Linked DNA regions of Mus musculus: region 1 is linked to region 2. The links are chromatin loops, found by intact Hi-C in ENCODE. Cell type or tissue: left cerebral cortex. All regions are shown on one strand. Each heading gives the region's core, and the rest is flanking DNA. Links, peaks and the distances in the headings are about the cores only.

Evidence for each region. A loop is a pair of places that touch in the nucleus more often than their neighbours do. Peaks named below come from ENCODE experiments on the same cell type or tissue, not always from the same donor. Only the 100,000 strongest peaks of a DNase experiment are listed, where the experiment ranks them.
Region 1: a loop joins it to region 2, with 2.1 times the contacts of the local background. A loop is called at or near these places in 4 of 42 quality-filtered maps.

What each region holds. Positions count from the first base shown.
Region 1 is chr7:114,192,695-114,199,652 of GRCm38, reverse strand. No RefSeq gene overlaps it. Among named protein-coding and RNA genes, the nearest start is that of Copb1, 59 kb to the left of the region's middle. In left cerebral cortex, for the core only: a CTCF peak has its summit at 2,902 (motif pointing right); no DNase peak of the experiment used is centred there.
Region 2 is chr7:114,133,641-114,140,598 of GRCm38, reverse strand. No RefSeq gene overlaps it. Among named protein-coding and RNA genes, the nearest start is that of Rras2, 19 kb to the right of the region's middle. In left cerebral cortex, for the core only: no CTCF peak of the experiment used is centred there; DNase peaks (open chromatin) are centred at 2,362, 2,695, 2,778 and 3,400; H3K27ac peaks cover 1,031 bases.

The sequences.
Region 1 (6,958 bases), core at 1,722-4,221, 60 kb before region 2:
GCTGAACTTTGACCAGAGCCTCTCCCCTTTTGACTATATGTCACTTTTACTGCTGACTCAATCCTTGAAACTATTGAAAAACAAACAAATTAAGCTAGCTGCTAGCAGTGCAGGCCTTTAGTCCCAGCTCTTTGAAGGTTGAGGTAGGTGGACTCAAGTTTGAGGCCAGCCTGGTCTACACAGTGAATTCTAGGATAGCCAGGGATACAGAGAGAAATTCTGTCCTGAAAAGCCAAAAAAAAAAAAAAAAATGGAAAAAGAAAAACAAATTGTCAAAATATCTACAAATTTAGTTTCATGGACGTCTCCTGCTTGGCTAACTGTCAAGGTCACATCTTCCTGTCCACTCTCCCCGTCTCTGGTTAGCTGCCTGTTCCATACACCATGGGCACCTGAGCTGGCAGTGTTGTCCTTCAGTCCCCATTGGCACTAACCTCCACAAGCTTGATTTTGCTGATTCTTAAAGGTTCACGCTGTCAAGCTCAGCCAGTCAGAGCCTTCGCCTGGGGCTTTGGTTTGTATGGCTGGTCCAAGAAGAAGTGGACTGATAGGAAGTCTTGTGCTTGAGGCTCAAACTATTTTTTTAATTTGTATATATCTGTATGTTTTGCCTACATGCATGTATGTATGTATACCACAGGAAGGCAGTGCTGAAAGAAGGCAGAAGAGGGTGTCGGATCCCCTGGGACTGAAGTCACTGGTGGTTGTGAGCCATGTAGATACTGGGAACAGAACTCGGGTCAATTTGAAGAATAGCCAGTGCTCTTAACTGTTGGGCCTTCTCTCCAGTCTCCATCTCTTGTTCTGAACTGTTGGCCACAGTAACCACCCATTCAGAGCCACTTCAGCCATTTATTTCAAGGGTTAGACCATGGACCTTCCTTAGTTGAAATTGTGCTCTACTTTAGAGGCCTTAGAATCTATTATAGCACATTCCTTGTCCCCTTCCCCCCATAAAACTACTCTTGGCAATTGACTGCTTCCTACTTCATAGGAAATTTAAAGTTTCAGGTGTGAACTTCCTCAATTTCCTGCCTCCACACCCACATATTTAGCTACTGAATTTCCCTCATTTCCTTCCTGACAAAATCAAAGAGAGTCAAGTCTCTTTTCTGAGGCCTGTCATTGTCCCATCCACCTTCTCCAAGACCAAATACCATGCTGCTCTGCCACTCCTCAAAACACAGCTCTTTTCTGTTTACAACAATTAAACACAAATTTATAAACATTGTCTCTCTATTATATTCAAAGGCTGATGTGTATACAAGAGATCTGATTACAGGCCCGACTTTGGTATTGTTATCCATATGGCTGCATCATATTCTGTAAACACCCCCTCTCTCACCTTCTGATTTATTATAATAAAAAGCTGATGGCCTATAGCAAAGGCAGGAAAGGAAGGCTGGGACTTCCAGGCAGAGAGAGAACTCTGGGAGAGGCTCAGTGGTAAGAGAATTCGCCAGCAGCAAGCCCTGGTACTAGAGACTGAGACGCAACAAGCCACAGGCCAGACATAGAATAATATAAATGGATTAATACAAGTAGTAGGTGCTAGTTAATTGGGAACTAGAGAACCAAAGGCCTAAAGCTACTTTAAATAAATATAAATCTCCTTGCCATTATTCAAAGCTAGGATGAGCATAGACAGGCCTTACAGTTATACAAATTTCCTTGTATCCCTCAGCCTAACTACTCTTTTACCTCTCCTCTTTCCTTTATAACAAATTTTATAGTCTATGCTTCCAATAATGAAAATAGAGGTGTCCACCAAGTATTGCATCTACTCTCTGTATTTCTGCAGCTTTGGGGCTAATTAGGTGGCTTGTATAGCACTCTAGACCAAAGCACAGAGTGGCTGGCCTGAGAGCCCCCCCATCCTCTACCCCACCCCACTTCCCCAACCCCACCCACTCATCCTCTACCTCACCCCACTTCCCCAACCCCACCCACTCACCCTCTACCCTACCCCCACCCTTCACCCAGCCCCCCACATGACCCTACCCATTCTCTACCCTCCATTCCCCACTCCCCCACCCACCCCCACCCACCCTCCTCTACCCTCACCTCTCTACAGCCCTCCCAGTCCCCCACCCACTCTCTACCCTCCCCTCCACCCCACGATCCCTTTGCTTTACAGTTTTATGAATCACTTGTAGAAGAAGTTGGAATTCCAACTTAAGATATTGGAACTAGGCTTGGGGCATGGCTACATGGTAGAGCACTCTCCTTACATGTACGAGACCCTTTGGGTTCTGTCTTGGCAAAGTAAAAGAAAAGGGGGAAAAAAGGAATTTCTACCACCCTGAGCTCATCAGTGACTGTAGAACTGTCTGGTCCCATCCTACCCACTGACTATAGATATAAGAAAAAAAAAAGCTTTATAAACTGTGTATGGTCGTTCTTGGCTGTAATCCTGGCTCTCAGGAGGTTGAAGTAGAAGGATCAGGCATTTTAGGGCTTCTCTGGTTATAGAGTGAGTTAGAAGCTAGCCTGGGATCCATGAAATCTTGTTTCAAAATTAAGAAAAGAAGCAAATAAAAGCAGTTTTGTGCCATTATCACTGAAATTTCAAGGTTCTTTTTATTCTAACATAGCTTTATACTTTATTTAGTTAGGTTTTGGGTTTTCTTTTTCTTTCTTTCTTTCTGTTTTGGAAGGGGTGGTTTTTTTGGTTTTTCGGTTTATCAAGGCAGAATTTCTCTGTGTAATAGCCTTGGCTATCCTGCAACTCATTTTGTAGAACAGGCTAGGCTCAAACTCACAAAGGTCTACCTGCCTCTGCCTCCCTAGCCTAGCACTTTAAAATTTAAAAGAATAATATCACTCCAGACATGATTTTTTTAAAGATGTATTTATTTATTTCATGTATGTGAATACACTGTTGCTGTCTTCAGATGCACCAGAAGAGGGCATCAGATCCCATTACAGATGGTTGTGAGCCGCCATGTGGTTGCTGGGATTTGAACTCAGGATCTCTGGAAGAGCAGTCAATGCTCTTAACTGCTGAGCCATTTATCTCTCTACCTCCCAGACATAATTTTTAACCTTCTTCCTCTCTGTTGTCATTACTCATATAAATGCTACCACAATTCTATTTAGTTATTTAGTTTTTATGTATATGAGTGCTTTATCTGCATGCCAGAAGAAGGTATTAGATCACATTATAGATGATTGTGAGCCACCATGCGGTTGCTGGGAATTGAACTTATGACCTATGGAGAAACAGTGTTCTTAACCAATAAGCCATCTCTCCAGCCCCCAATTCTTTTACTTATAAGTCAATGATTCAAAGATTTGACCAAGACCACTATCTGCTAAAGCTTCCTCCTCCTCTGCCTGATGTGACATTGTCATGTCTTGGTTTTCTTTTTTGTTTTTCTGGAACATGGGATTTGTGGGTAAACAGGATTGGTTTTTTTATTAGTGAGGAATCACGACTCTTTCAATTTGTGCCTTGTTATTTAAAGATTTCTTTTTACTCTGTGTGTGTGTGTGTATGGTGTCTGTACATGAGTACAGGTATTCTTGGAGGCCAGAGATGTCAGATACCCTGGAGCTGGAGATATAAGCAGTTATGAACTTCCTGACACGGATGCTGGGAATTGAACTCAGGCCCTTTGCAAGAGCAGTGCATGTTTTTAATTGCTGAGCCATCTCTCCAGCCCTTGCGCTCTGTTTTTAAAGACTCCTTTGGCTTTCTCAATCTAAGCATTTCTAACTGACAACCTTGGCTCTTCTCCTTCCTCCAGAACCTATCTTTCCATCCTTCTATTTTACCACGTTCTCTGCATGGCTCACCTCGTGCCTAGCACAGGCTTGATGAAGGATTTCTTCCCTTGGATTGTTCCCAGGCTGCTCTTCATGAGCGGTGGTGGGAAACCTGAACGTTCAACAGAATGAAATTAGATCCGTATCTCTCACCCTGCCTTTTCAAAAGCATTAATTCAAAATGAATTAAAAACCTGGATTTAAAATCTTAAACACTGAAACTTCTAGAAGAAAGCATAAGTAGGTGTAAGAGAACTTTCTGAAAAAGACTCCAACAGCACAGAAATAACCCAGCAAGGGCACTGCATCAACTTAAAAAGCTTCCTTCCCACAAGGGAACTATCAATGTAATGAAAAGACGGCAAAGATGAGGATGGAAGAAAATCTTTGGTAGTTCCACTTCAGACTTCAAGTTAATATCTAGACTACATAAGGAGCCACAAACATGAAACACCAAAACAAGTAAATAAATGATCAATAAATGGGTTAGTAGACTGAACACACAAATCTTTTTATTATTATTTACTTTATTGGCTTTTTTATATAATGTATTTCTATCACATTCTTTCCCCTCCCCCAACTCCTCCCAAGTCCTCCTTACCTCTCTACCCATCCAGCTTCATCATGTTCTTTCTGTCAGGAAATTCACACACACACACACACACACACACACACACACACACACACACACTCACACACACACACACACTCACACACACACACACTCACACACACACACACTCACACACACACACACACACACTCACACACACACTGGGATGTGTTTTGTGCTGGTCAATCCTCTAGAGTGTGGGATCTGCTCTAGCATGTGACCGATAAAGCCAGTGACACACAACTGGAGAAAACTGACTTTCCCTCTCCCTGCAGATATTAATGGCAAACAGCTTTTTGGTTAGGGGTGGGACTTTGTGCCCACTTCCCCTTCTCTATGCTGGGGGTTTTTGTTGAAAAGACAATTCTTTTTTGTTTTGTTTTGTTTTGTTTTTTTCGAGACAGGGTTTCTCTGTATAGCCCTGGCTGCCCTGGAACTCACTCTGTAGACCAGGCTGGCCTCAAACTCAGAAATATGCCTGCCTCTGCCTCCCGAGTGCTGGGATTAAAGGCATGCACCACCATGCCCGGCTGAAAAGACAATTCTTAAAAGAAACACAAATGGCCCAATGTTTTCTTAAGTGTTCGACATCCATACTGGTTAGAATGGAGATTAAAACTACTTTGAGATTTCATCTCATACCAATCGGAATGATTTTCAAGAAAGCAAATGACTGCAAATGCTGGCTCAGTTGTGGGGAAAAAGGAATTCTTCTTACTCATTGCTAGTAGGAGTTTAAACCAGGGCAGCAACTATAGAAATCAGTATGGAGGTTCCTCAAAATACTAAAAATAGCCTCAGCTGTACCACTCATGGGCACACCCCCCACCCCCCTCGCATGCACGCACAGAGGCAGGCACCACTCGTATGCTTAGTGCCATAAAGGTTAGAAGAGGGCATGGGGTTCCCTAGAAACCGGAGTAATAGCTGGTTGTAAATGTGAGACCTGGGAATCAAACCAGAGTCCTCTGTAAGAGCAACAAGTGCCCCTAACCATTGAGCCATCTGTCCAGCCCCCACCAAAGGACCCTTATCATAGGGACACTCATATAGCCATGTTAGTGTTTTGTCACAGAACTAGGAATAGAACTAGAAGTTCATCAATAGATAAAGAAAATATACACATAAACTGTAAAGGTTTATATAGCCATAAAGAAAAATGAAATCATGCCATTTGCCTAGGAATGCATAGAATGGGAAATTATAACACTCTAAGTAAACCAGAAAGACCCAGAATGATAAATAACACATCTCTCATATATGGTCCTACTTTTGAATCTTTATATGTTTGAAGGGAATGTGGGTCATGAAACTAGAAAGAGAACCTTGAAAGGGGAACTAGAAGGCAGAACGGGAGGGAGAGGGGGAGAGTCACAGAATGTATAGTATTTTATAGTATTTGGGAGGAGAGGAAGGGGAGGGGTAGAAAAATCAACAAATGCAAAGCATTCATGATGATGTAATAATGAACCCATTACTCTGTATGCTAATTTTAAAAGGCTGTTCTAGAAGGAAAGGCCTTCCTCATTCTGCTTCTTGCGTCTGTCCATTTGGTTTCTTTTGATGTTGTTTGAGACAGGTCTCTCTATAGAGGCTGTTTGTTCCTGGCTATCCTGGAACTCGCCATGTAGACCAGGCTGATCTTGAACCCACAGTGATCCACACCTGCCTCAGTTTCCTGGGAGTTGGGAGTAAAGATGTCGCCACCATTTGGCTTTTAATCACTTTATCCTTTAGACACAGGCAAAATTGCTTTTGTCATCCTGGCTTGTAACCAGATGTGATGACACCACCTTCAATCCCAGCAGTCAAGCAGGACTTCCAGGTCTTTGGGCTTAACACTGAGTTTCAGTCAATCTGGGCTACACAACAAGACTGTACCTATTGCTTATGATAGCAGCGTGTAGTGAATGCCTTTAGTGCGTCTCCAGGTGTCCACTTATGTGACTGGTGGTAAATTCATGCACTGTTTTCTATGAAACATAGTGTAATGTGCAGTGTTAGAATTATTCACTCCATTAAGGCAATGAAGCGGTAAGGTCTATATACATCAGCTTCCTTTGGAATTGTTTAAAATTTTTAACTTTTCATGTGCGGGGATGTTTGGGGTGTTTTGCCTGCATGTTTGTAGCTGCACCACAGGTGTGCCTGGTGACCACAGAGGACAGAAGAAAGTGTCGTGTTGTATTAATTATTATTCTGGAGGTTGCTACGGTCCCAGGTTATGCCCTCCACAGTGACCTCTTCTTCCTCTCTTTCTCTCTCTCCTTGTTCCCACCTCAGACCCCAAGCCTGGAAACCTCTACTCTGCCCTCTCTCTTCTGCCCAGCCCAGGTCTTAGGCATCTTTATTAACCAAACAGGAATAACTGGGGGTGGGAGGTGTTAGGGGGTGGCAAGGTTTACACAACAGAAGCTGGTGTAAGGATAGATCGCTGGGGCAACGATTCTTGGGATAGAGTATTTAGCATGTGAATACACAGCAGCACCAGACCAAGCCCCTACAGTGTCTGAGTCTCTGGGACGGGATTTACAGGAAGTTGTGAGCTACCACATGGGTACTGAGAACCAAACCTGG
Region 2 (6,958 bases), core at 2,203-4,702:
ATAACTCAGAGCATTAAAGGTGACAGCTGCCCAGCCTGATGACCTGAGTTCTATTCCCTGGACCACAGTGGAAGGAAGGAGAGAAGCAACCGCTAGAAGCTGTTCTCTGGCCTCCATATACATGCTGTGACATCTACACACACACACACACACACACACACACACACACACACCTACTGCTACTACTACTCCCACCAAAATAACAACAACAACAAGTAATAATAATAATAATACAAACCAGTCTAAGCCTACTCAGATGAAGCAGAAGATCGCCTAACCTCAGGAGTTTGAGACCAACCTAAGCTACACAGCAAGACCTTATCATCAACATGAAGGGGGAAGGGCAGTGGTTAAGAGCTCACGCCTCTGCTCCTGCAGAGGACCTGAATTTGACTGCTAGAGGCATCCTTGTTGTGTGACTCAGGGCTGCTTATAACTCCAGCTCCAGCGGACTAGGATGCCTCTGGCCTCCTGGACGACTGCACTCACGTGCAGTCACTCACATACACAGACACGGTTAAATCTGCCAGGCAGTGGTGGAACACGCCTTTTACCCTAGCAGAGGCAGAAGCAGAGGTAGACGGATCTCTGTAAACCTGAGGCCAGCCTGGTCTACAGAGTGAGTTCCAGGACAGCCAGGACTTACAGACAGAAACCTTTTCTTGGAAACATAAAAAACAAAAACTACAGTTAGGAGCCCCTCAGCATTGGTCTGCCATTCTCTTCACAGTACCTCCAGTGTGGTATCTATTCCTCGATCACTTCCAGGCTAGATGGCTCCTGTGGAAGTGGCCACATCTGCATCTCCAGGTGCTGCTGAAGAACTTTCCAGAAAGCTGTGGTTTGTTCCCCACCAAAAGCACATCACAACGGTTCTTGGTACTGGCGCAATGGGGCTCAGCGTGGCCAGTTAGAGTCAAGGAAATTCACATCTTGCCTTGAGTGTGTGTCTGTGTACTTGCTTTGTGTTTTTAATTGTTTTTTTGAGTGGTATGGGAGGGAACAGTTGAGAGGGGATCCCCCTTTGTTCTAGAAACTGTGGGTTTGGACAGAAATGTCAAGTTTTAGGTGTTAGTTACTCTGAAATCTGAAACTCCAGGGGTAGAGCCCAGCAGGTGATCTGATTCATAGTGAAGGATGAGAAACAGCAGCTGAGGTGAGAGCATGGGAGTGGAGACATGATTTCAGACTACAGACCTGTGGAGCACAGAGAACAGAGGACTAGAAAACAAGCTCCCGTTTACTGCAGTACCAGTGTGAGTTCTCTCTCTCTCTCTCTCTCTCTCTCTCTCTCTCTCTCTCTCTCTCTCTGCATGGGTGGGTGGGTGTGTGCCCGTGGGTGTGTGTGTGCCCGTGCATGTGCATCTTTCTGGGTTCCAATTCTCAACTGCTTCAGAAGGTGATGAGAGCTCTCACTTGGTAACTCTCTTAACTCTGAGTCCTGGAAGATGACATAGATCTATTTGGGTCTGTCCCTTCTAACGTTTGTAAGGAAAAGGAAAATGGCTTCTCCCTACTCAGCTAGGTTCCTTGGCTAGAATGCAAACTGACCAACATAAGACAAATCAACAGAAAGGAAAGGGATTTGGGGGGCTGGAAGGAGATGTCTCATAAGGAAGAGGAGGAAGAAGAGGGGGACATGAAAGCTGTCTTGGTGTGCAGGTGTGCCCTCAGGCAAAAACACTTGTGGGAGAAGCGCTCTCGGTTTTAACATTCTGACTGATTTCTCCGATTGCACACGTGTGTGTATTTTGCCTGACTGCATGTATTGTGCCAAACAAATGTATGCCTCGTGCTTGTATACGCCAGAAGACAGCTTTAGAGCTCCTGAAACCAAAGTCATGGATGGTTGTGAGCCACCGTGCAGGTGCTAGGAGCTGAACCCTGGTCTTCTGCAAGAGCACTAAGTATTCTTGAAGGCTCAGCCATCTCTCCAGCCCCTGGAGCTTTCTTCTTAATTCAGATCCTTCCCTCAAGATTTTCTTTCTAGATGCAATTTTTTTTTTTTTTTTTTTTTTTTTTACACAAAACAGACTTGAAAGCTTCTCCCAAGCCCGCAGTTTCTCAGAATAACCAGCTTAAAATATGCCGATGGTGCACTATATTTGGGGATAGCATATTCTGGTCTCCTGCAGTCATCTTTTGGGGTGGCAAGTCCTGTGTCCCAGCACATTCTAGCACTCCATAGCTCTACTCTCTCTCCAGTGATACTGAGAGCTATTGGGAGCAAACCTTGTTTGTTCTCCATTGCTGTGGCACCTGCAGGAGGCTGACAGCCCATCTCAGGGCCTCTGGGGGTACAGGAGGGCCAGATTTCTATCACAGAGCATTTCCTTTCAGTTCTGTCCTGAAACAGTGTCATTCTGTGGGGACAGAAGCCAATGCACTAGAAAAGCATCCCAGGAACCGCCTACCTTACTGTGTTTCCAGTTCTCGCCAGCCAACCTAAATTCAACAGCTCCCGAGGGTCTGCCCTAGGCCCTGGAAGCTAGAGGTGTCAGCTTGTCATTGGAAGGAAGGAAGGAAGGAAGGAAAGAAGGAAGGAAGGAAGGAAGGAAGGAAGGAAGGAAGGAAGGACTTCCCCTCCTTGATCTGACTAGTTGCTCTTTTTTGAGTTTGCACATCTTTGAAGCAGCCGCCTTGTGAGATGTGTGAAAGGTGCGGCTGACAGTATAAAACCTAAGCTAGGTGTTATAGCCAGCTCAGTTTTCAGGGCTCAGTCCCCTAGGACTGCAGACACACCTCTCTAAAGAAATCTGTGACAAAAAGACAAAGGTATCAACACATTTCAGCCTCCGGGATGGAGGATCTAAGTTATATTCTGGGCCAGCAAGACAGCTCAGCCAGCTGAACACTTGCCGTGCAAGTCTGAAGACCTGAGTCCAATCCCTCAGGCGCATGTAAAGGTGGAAGAACAGAGACAGAGGCTACGGAGTTGCCCTCTGACCTCCTCCTGAGTACTGTGGCAGGGGTGCACCTTCCACCATATACACATTTATACAATAATAATAAATTAGGTAGAGTATTTTTCAATATCCTTCCCCTACCCCCAGAAAACTGGACGTAGTGGTGTATGCTATTAATCCCATCACTTGGGAGGTAAAAGCAGGAGAATCTCTTGAGTTTGAGGCCAGACTGGTCTACATAGTGAGTTCCAGGACAGTCCGAACTACCAGAAAAACTCTGTCTTCAAAAAAAACAATATATATTTCTTGTATATTGAACTTCACCCTCACTTTTCCTAGAATGGCTAATTCTCCTGTCTAGAATACCACTCGAGGGTTTTCAACGGCCAGTTGATAGATAGACAATTTGGCTCCCGCTTTGGCTGCATCATTAATAGTTGTTTAGAAGCACAAGTATTGTGAGCCTGCAGAAAAATATATGCACACATCTGGGTCTCCTCACAATGCCAGAATGTATTGGGTAACGGTACATTTATAAGCCACATTGTTACCAAGTAATCTGGATTTCTCTGGAGAGCTGCCTGTTAGCAGTTACTGGCTCTTTTATTCCAATCTTAGCTATGTATAGATCATACATTATAGTGTGTGTGTGTGTGTGTGTGTGTGTGTGTGTGTGTGTGTGTGTAAAACAGAATGGTTGCAAAAGGATGAAAGAGACCACAGAGTATGAGAGGTCCTACTGAAGACAGAGGCAGAGATCGAGCAGTGGTTAGGTATTAATGAACCCCATTTCAGGACTGCTAGGGGTGCACAGAACCCCTAGCTTTGGAAGCTCGTACAAGGCAAGTCATTGTAAAGGGCAGAGCAGTTCCTGACAGAGGTCTATGACAATGGGAACAGGCCAAGAAGTGGGGACTGCACTGGGCTGAAGCCCTACAGCTTGGAGTTTTGCACCTGTTATGAGATAAAATGACGGACTGGTGGGCCCGGCTCCACGCCATCGCCATCACAGTATTTCCCTCTGTTTATGGGATCCAAGTACGGTTGTTGAATCCTTTGTTTGGTGTGGCGGGTTCAATTCAAGGGCCTGACTTTCTGATATGACTTTAATATGTCCATTTATCCATGTGTACTCAAGTCTACCTCAGTGATTCTGCAAGTGGTTCCCTTGCGTGAGTAAGTTGTGTATCAGTCTGTGCCTCGTGGTTCACGCTGGGCAGGTGGTAGTGTCTGTGTGCACAAATAGGATGCAGAGTCATCTAGGACTAAAGGCTGCTTTCTAAGGTGGAGTCACCAAGGCAAGGCACAGCCTGAAGCCACCGGTCCACACACTAGTGAGTAACATGGGGCAGAGCACAACATGAACTCTATAATATATATCACATATGTGTGCACATAAACACACATACACACACACTCAGAGGCAAATACACACATATACAGAGGCAAACACACCCATAAATAAACAAACAAAAATAGCAAAACAAAGGAGAACACAGTATTAATATATCAATATTATACTACAATTGTATCCTACAATGTACTATAACTGGCTCTAATTTTAAGAAGACATTCTATTAAACAAGATAAAGGAGACATCAAAAGATGAATATTGTATGATTCTACTTACATGAAATGTCTGGAATAGGAACATTTGTAGACTTGGAAATAAGTTTAAACTAAGTAGAATAACATACACCTGTAATTCCAGTAATTGAGAGGTAGAGGCAGGAGGATGGCATGTTTGAGGCTATCCTGAGCTATATAGCAAGATCCAAACAAACAAAACAGACTGAAGGTAAAAGAATATGGGAAGTTTTCCTCAAAAATTAAAAGCGATTAAATGAGACAGGGTGTTTTTGTTTGTCTTCATACAGGGCATGAGGTTGGAAACAGTCTTATGTCGCCCACACTGATGTAGAACTCTTTACATAGCAGAGGATGACTTTTGCCTCCCTCCCTCACCTCCTCCCTCACTGCCCGTTTAGGTGCTGTAGTTGCACTTGAGCACCTGGTTAAAGTAGACGCTGAGGTAAGCAGCTAGCACAGTGTTAGAGCCTTTCTCTCTAGCCCGGGCTAAGTTGGAGCTCTCTGTGGAGAGGAGCCTGGAGCTCATGGATCCTTCTGCCCCGGTCTACTGTGTGCTGAGATAGATCACAGGTGTCTACCATCATGCCCAGCTCCACATCTGGCCTCATAACTGTAAGCTACTGCATATTCTGTTTGTAGCTTTCTCTATCTGTCCATTCAGACTACTCTAACAAGAGACCTTACATTTGGTAACAGAAACTGACTTCTGGAGATTGGGAAATCTGAGTTTAGGATTGCCCGGAGAGAGCTGTGCATCATGAGCTGTGATTCTGCGTCCTCCCAGATGGAAGGGCCAGGCAGGCTCCCTAGGCTCTTCATGGGGGGCACTAACCCCATTCACGAGCCCAGCACGCTCCTGCTCTTCTCATGGTGCAGCCCCTCGTTACCTCATCCCCTCCTAAAAGACTTCCAGCAAGGGCTCTAAGGGGTTAACCTTTCTCTAGGAACTCTCCCGCGCCAGAGGATGAACAGTCTCCCAGGAAGAGATGGATCTCACAGCTCTGATCATTTCTCTCGCAGCTAAATCTCCCCCTGGCCTTTTGTTTCATCATTTCTAGACATTTTATCACTGCTACAGGCAAGGTGAGGGAAGCTGAGAATTTCTATCTTTCCAGTTCTATCAGGACAGAACTAGATAAAATTTCATTTTCTTTTGCAAATTCTTGTCCCCTGGTTTTTTTTTTTTGTTTTTGTTTTTGTTTTTTTTGTTTGTTTTGTTTTGTTTGTTTTGGTAAGGTGTCGAATGGCACACCTCAGATTCCAGTAACAGATTCAGCTCACAGGGCATCAGATTTCAACAACAACAACAACAACAAAAATCTGGGGCGGATAGGTGCATTCAGATCAAGACACCCACCTTCTATTTTTGTTTTGTTTTTCTTCATAAGTAGATCTCTGTCTCTCTCTGTCTCTGTGTCTCTCTCTATGTATATGATATATATGATGTATGTATATGTGCATATGTATGTGTCTTGGTATGTAGCTCAGACTACACTTGAACTTCAGGGATCAAGCTGTTCCCTGCTAGCTTCCCAGGTAACGGCGACTACAGTCATACACACCAGGAAGAAAAGCCTTTTCCTTCCTTTCTCCTTCCCTCTCACTCTCTGTCTATCTTTCTTTCCTCTCTCTTTTTCTCCTTCCTTCCTTCCTTCCTTCCTTCCTTCCTTCCTTCCTTCCTTCCTTCTTTCCTTCCTTCCTTCCTTTCTCCCTCCCTCCCTCCCTCCCTCCCTCCCTCCCTCCCTCCCTCCATTCCTTGGGTGGTTTGCCTGCACGTACGTCTGTGCCTTGTGAGGTCAGAAGAGGTTGTTGGATCTCTGGAACTGGAGTTACAAATGGGTGTTGTTAGGTCTCAAACCCAGGACAAAAGGCTGAGGTGGCTATTTTACATATCAAATGGTCCTGGCCCCCAGGTTCTCCCAGCCTCCCTCAGTCCCTTCCTGTTGTAGGGTGCTCTGTGCCTATGCACTCCGACCCCTACCCTGAACTCTCAGGTCCCAGGGCTCACCTGCCCTTCCCCCAGCTGCTCTTTCCTATATAATCCAGTTGGTTCGGCTGCCTTAGTCCTTTACCCGCTTTACCCTTTGCCCTTTTGTTCTCCTGGTCTCCTGGCTCTTCTCCCCTCTCTTCACACAGTCTGGCCATGCTCACTCCGGACCCTTCCAGATGTCTCTGGCTGTACTCTTCCTCATATCTGTCTACAATGAACCTTCACCTCAACCTTTAGAGCAGTTCTAGCCTCCTTTTTATTTCTTTTTTTTTTCCATTCAGTTGGGAGCCACCGTGTGTGCTGAGAGCCGAATCCAGGTCCACTAGACGATCCGCCAGTGCTCTTAACTGCTAAGCCATCTTTCTAGCCCATAAAATCCATTTTTAATGGACATGGAACATTTGGTATGATGGTTATAATTTCACTGTTCCACTCTCCTCCTTTCCTCCACCCCCCTCCTCTTCCTTGAGAA